Linked DNA regions of Homo sapiens: region 2 is linked to region 1. The links are chromatin contacts, found by Hi-C or POLR2A ChIA-PET in ENCODE. All regions are on one chromosome and are shown on one strand. The core of a region is the stretch at or near the end of the contact, and the rest is flanking DNA. Distances in the headings are between cores, read along the strand shown. Region 1 has its middle 93 kb from the start of SNX18. Region 2 has its middle 42 kb from the start of LINC02998.

Region 1 (3,011 bases), core at 129-2,628:
ATTTAAAAATTAGCCAGGCATGGTGAAGCACACTTGTAGTCCTAGCTACTTGGGAATCTGAGGCGGGAGGATCGCTTGAGTCCAGGAGTTTGAGGTTACAGTGAGTTATGATTGTGCTACTGCACTCCAGCCTGGAGTACAGAACAAGACCCTGTCTCTAATTAAAAAAAAAGAAGAAGAAGAAGAAGAAGAAAATTCCAGAATTCACAATGTGTTGCTCCAGGCACCCTGCCTCACCCCAACACTGTAAACATCCCCCCTCAAACCAGTCAAGTTGCTTCCCCATCATTTCCAGCCCCCACCCCCACTTCTCCTTTCTTTTACCAGATAAAGGCTTATGTGAGTGGCGTTTATGCTTTCAGGAATAAGCTAAAGTAGGTATAGACTGAAACCTCTTGGAAATATCTGGGGTTACCATTCCAGGCAAGTGAAAGACAAACTAGGAATCAGTAGACACGATTTCCTAGCTGGCATCCTCTTCTTCCTCCCCTTAAGTTGTTCCTGGAGAGGAAAATAATTTCTAGAACGTCATTCCAGACACCATTAGTCAGCAGGAGAATGGAATCTAGAAGGGGACCTGGAGGACAACAGAGAGCAGACTACCCTGGGACCCGCAGGGTGAAGTAGGAAACAAAGGCCCAAGGGATTTTTTTTTGACTGTAGAGTCAAAGTCATGTTCAGGAGACAGGGCATGGTGATTCTCTCTCTGGGTGGGGAAAGGACCATCTTGGGCATGCTTCCTACTGGGGCGGGTGAGGCCAGCAGGCTTAGGGCTACCTTGAAGATGTTCAAGAGACAGCAGAATGATCTTAAAAACCAGAAGGAAGTGATATGTTTAAAATATATCTCTCAGGGAAATGCGTCTATCTTATCAAGGGACTAGCAGCAGCCTGAGACTGACAGACTCCTCAGCAGGTCAAGCTCAGCACCTGGAAAGTAAGCAAAGATTATGGGGCAAACACCCATAAGGAGGAGATTTTTAAAAAGCAGAGGTTGAATGAACTGAATTTACATAGGATGATCCTTAAATATTCAGTCTGTTCTGTTCTGGATTAGGGTAGAGGGTGACCATAGAAATCAACCAAAACATTTGTAAACGTAGCCAATAGATGATTCTGTATTTTCCTAAAGAATCAGACAATGTTAGGGAAATTTGGATGTCTGATTAAGGGTAACTTCTCAAGGACTAATGTCAGGCTACTAACTGACTGTGCTCTTAACGAGCTTGTATCTATATGTTCCCCTCAGCCAGGGCTGCAACAAGGGTTAACCCCCTCCCTGTTACACCCTCCTAATTACTTCAACACCACAACAGGATGTGAAAGTATCTCAGGGACCACATTCTTCTGCTGGCAGAGGAAGAGCTGACTAATAAACATTCGTGGTTATTTAACACACTCCAACAAATAACACACCAAAGCAATAACATTATGCAAATAATCTCTTTGGTTATTTGCCTGATCAGGTTATTTGCCTGATTATTTGCAAAAGAAAATATGGCCAAGAGGGGAAGCATCTGAATCTCCAATCTTGGCTGAGCGGAAAACTCTGCTTGTAAATCACTCTCCATCTGCCCTGCAGAGTGGCCAGCCCAGGATGCTGTGTAGGGGTGGATTCAAGTCTCACCATAGTTACAGAAATCACTTGCTTAAGCTTCTGCTAACTGCTCCCAACCTCCATTCCTTTGTGTGTAAAGTCGGAGCAATGTAGCGACATGTTCAGTGGTGTGAGGTTTGGTAAACCACGGAGTGCTATACACACATTAGACTGAAGCTCTTGACAGATGTGACACAAGGGTGGTGTCACATCATTCAGATACCTACCTAAGTCATACTGTATTACTGTGTGTGTTAGTCTGTTCTTGCATTGCTATAAGGAAATACCTGAGACTGGGTAATTTATAAAGAAAAGAGGTTTCATTTGCTCACGGTTCTGCAGGTTATACAGGAAGCATGGTGCTGGCATCTGCTCAGCTTCTGGGAAGCCTCATGAAGCTTACAGTCATGGAGGAAGGCGAAGGGAAAGCAGGCATGTCACATGGTGAAAGTAGGAGTAAGGAAGACAGAGAGAGAGAGGAGGGGAGGTGCCACACACTTTTAAATGACCAGATCTCACGAGAATTCACTCACTATTCCAAGGACAGTACCAAGCAGATGATGCTAAACCATTCATGTGAAATCTACTCCCATGATCCAATCACCTCCCACCACGCTCCACCTCCCACCACGCTCCACCTCCAATGTGGGGGATTACATTTCAATATGAGATTTGGGCAGGGACAAACATCCAAACTATATCACCACGGCATGGCAATTTATTGACATATTGGCTCACGTTTGTCTTCCCTATACTTCTTTCTTTTCAATTTCAAGGAGGTAGCCAAATCCTTGGCATTTTTTTTATCTCAGCCCTTTTGCAGGGTGGGACAAATAGAAGGATTTGAGGCTTTTTCAGTTTTTTATGAAAATTAAGCTTTAGGGGGCTGAGGTGGGAGATCACTTGAGGCCAGAAGTTGGAGGCCAGCCTGAGCAACATAGCAAGACTCTGACTCTAAAAATAAGATATTATAAATAAATAAGTAAATAAATAGAAAATGAATACCATCATAGAGATTGCGGATGACGTCCCCAAGGAGAGATAAGATGTGTTTTGGGGACAACAAGAAAGGAAGAGAGATTTTCTTCAGGTGTTAGAAAGCCAAAAGAGAAGGATAAATCATAACCAAGAATGTGGCAGTACCCCCTAGGCTGTACTGCCCACCTCAATAGTTAATATCCATGTGTGGTTTTAAAGTTCTAAATTAATTAAAATTAAATATAATTAAAAATTCAGCTCCTCGGTGGCACTAGCTGCATTTTAAGTGCTCTATAGCCTCATATGTCTAGTGGCTACCATACTGGACAGAGTAGTTATGGAACATTTCCATCATTGCAGAAATTTCTACTGGACTGTGAGAAGGTGTCAAGACCTCAGAGGCTGTGAGGAAACATGGGAGATTAGATGCTCCCAAC
Region 2 (2,835 bases), core at 95-2,594, 180 kb before region 1:
ATATCAGATGCTCTGTGTTTCTTCATTGAGAAGGGATGTATGCATGTGTGTAATGGTGAAATATTAGGAGGTTCCCTCTGCACCCACATTTGTTTCCATACGAGGAGTGATTTGTTGCTGCTGTTACTTAGCAGAATTGAGGTTCCCTATGGTTTTCTGATTATCTTCTAAGAGTGCAAGCTCAGTGAAGCTTGGACTCCTGAGAATTGATAGCCCCTTAGTGATACTGCAAGGGGTGGGCACCAGAAGAAGGGCAGAAGCCACCACTGCTTTCTCCAATAGGTTGTGGAGTCCTTGGTTAATAGTGAGATATCATCTGTATTCTGCCTTCACAAGCCACAAGCTCATAGAATTGTGTCTTTTGGGCCCAGAAATAACATTGTGGGTCATGCAACCCCTTGTCTTCTACAGATGAGGACATGGAAGTATGAAGGAGCAGAGAGTTTCCCCAGCTAGTCAGTGACAGAAGTGGCTCTGGACCCCTGAGCCTGGACTATCACTCAAGGGCTCTTTGTATTACTCTGCTCTTCTATTTGAAAAATTTCTTGAAACAGTTGCAATATTATGAGTGTATCACAGTGATTATTCCATGTGCTCCTCTAACACTTCCTGGCTTCCTTTGCATTTAAGTTGGAATCATGTGAGTATCCTGCCTTTGCACTATGAGCAGGAGTGGAGTGCATGTGTTCTTCAGGCCAGTGAGTTCAGATTGGTGTTCCTTCTGTACTCTTTATGTGCCCTGAAACAGAGACCTTAGGGACCAGGTGGAACTTATGGTAGAGCTACAAGACAGAGAAAGGCATCCCAACTCATATGAGACTTTAGGTGAACAAAAAATAAACCATTGCTGTTTTAAACCATTGGGACTTCAGGGGTTTGACCTTTATAGCAACTAGGATTCGCTACCCCAGGCCAATGGGCATCTACTTCTGGGCCAACATGCCTGAACAGGACATAACGAACAAAGTTTGGCAATGGCAGCTTGGCATCTGGAAAAAAACAACAGAAATGTGACACTCAGTTCTTGGACACTCCTTTCTCAACTAAAAAGCAGAAGGGCTGAGAGAAGACAAGAGTTTCAAGGTTGAGATGAGAATGGTAGTTGCTGGTTAAGTGTACCTCCCTACTCTTCTTCAGGAAGTCACGTTCCCACGGACACAGAGAAGGCTGGGTCAGGCAGCACTCACGTGTTCTATCTCAGTTCTCTCTCGACTTCCAGGGATGGGTTGTGGCCACATGCCTTTTCAGCCTGAGCCCAGCTGCATGACCCCTCCTTGCAAGAGTGCTAGGAACTGATAAGAGGAACTGACCCAATGCCACTTCTCTATGAAACCTCTGCTCCAGGCCCCACTTCATGTTCCCACCTGCCATAGGCCTGGAGGACCATGGGCCTGGTTCTGAACTGAGAACTTATACCACTTTCCCCTGATGGGTACAGCTGTGGCTCTAGACAGAAGCCTGAAAAAAGACAGAGGAAAGGCAGGGCATCCTCTCTACTGGGCTGTTGATTTTGTGGCTGTCACTGGGTGACTTTTGGCTCTGGGACCTCAAATTAATATGTGGATTGCTCTCCCCAGTGCTGAATTCTAGCCAGCTGGCTTTGTCCTTGCATTTCCTGGCACTGAGCCTGGCATGCCTACAGCAGCATGGCCCACTGATGGAGGGCTGGGTTGTCTGTGCCTTGCCTCTTCCGCTGCTGATGTCCTGTTTCAGAGAGACTCCCTGGTGGACATTCAGTGACACACATCCCGGTGTCAGCAGGTTCAAGGCCCAACTCTCACAGCCACACTTAACATGGCTTGAGATAAGGCTGGCTGTTTACGGTTGTGCTTAGTGGTTTCATTTCATGCAGACGTGGCAGAAGACAGGCTGTGATACAGCTGGAGGGGGCAGTCGGTGGTAGCTGATGATGTAGATAATGGGAGAAATTCTGATAAAGGGGCTGACCTTTTCCATTTTCACTAGTAATGACAGTCTTTGCTGCGTTCTGCAAGTATCAAAATGCAGGATGAGATTAGCAAATACAGTAAAGCCCAGCGATTTATGTGTAAAACCAAGGCAATATTGTGACAAATACTTGGTTTTCTTGACATTTCTCTTTTTAAAAAATCTAATGTATCTTAGTTACAAAATTAAAGCATAGAAAGAATAAGGTATTTTCTAATCCTAAGTCTCTCTAACAGATGAATTAACAGTTTGACATATGTTTTTCTATATCTTAATGCTTACCTATATCCATATATTTTTTAAAATGTGAGTGGGATCATACTATATATATGTGTATATGTGTATATATATGGTGTATATATGTATGTATATATATGGTATATATATGTATATATGGTATATATATATGTATGTATATATGGTATATATGTATGTGTATATATAGGTATATATATGTATGTGTATATATAGTGTATATATGTATATATTGGTCTGTAACTTCCATTTTTATTGTATTTTAATGTATTTGGACATTTTCCATGTCAATAGGATCTGCTTTATCTTTAAAAAAACCTACACAAGGTTTAACTCTGACGATGGCCCATGACTTATTTCTTAGTTCTTCATTGATAGTGTATTTTGTTCATTTTTTATTATGATAAATGCTACAATAAGCATCATTATACAGTATATTTTTTGCTAGGTGTGTTGGTGGTATAGTGGTAAGCATAGCTGCCTTCCAGTATATCTTTGTATATCTGTCTTATAATTTCTTTAGGCTTAATAACTAGAATTAGAAATATTAGCTTGAAGCATATGTAAAGTTACATTTTCAACTTGTGAGCAGATTACCTTCCAGAAATGTTGTAAGAATTTATATTCCTACCA

Evidence for each region. A loop is a pair of places that touch in the nucleus more often than their neighbours do. ChIA-PET counts read pairs that join two places held with the same protein, here RNA polymerase II (POLR2A). Pooled maps may share reads with other maps.
Region 2: a loop to region 1 is called in a map with no recorded cell type, with 12 times the contacts of the local background. The contact joins two enhancer-like sites. A Hi-C loop is called at or near these places in 1 of 168 maps with a recorded cell type or tissue (naive thymus-derived CD4-positive, alpha-beta T cell), 2 of 37 single-sample maps with no recorded cell type and 9 of 50 pooled maps. POLR2A ChIA-PET finds 5 or more read pairs at or near these places in 4 of 52 experiments (B cell, activated CD4-positive, alpha-beta memory T cell and activated naive CD4-positive, alpha-beta T cell).

Annotation. Positions count from the first base shown.
Region 1 is chr5:54,609,043-54,612,053 of GRCh38, reverse strand. It overlaps a transcript of SNX18 not described here. Among named protein-coding and RNA genes, the nearest start is that of SNX18, 93 kb to the right of the region's middle. Within about 2 kb of position 1,378, at least 5 of the 41 ENCODE cell types and tissues checked have a DNase peak (open chromatin) inside an H3K27ac peak, as active enhancers do; they include B cell, where a contact is called at or near this core.
Region 2 is chr5:54,784,825-54,787,659 of GRCh38, reverse strand. No RefSeq gene overlaps it. Among named protein-coding and RNA genes, the nearest start is that of LINC02998, 42 kb to the right of the region's middle. Within about 2 kb of position 1,344, at least 8 of the 41 ENCODE cell types and tissues checked have a DNase peak (open chromatin) inside an H3K27ac peak, as active enhancers do; they include B cell, where a contact is called at or near this core.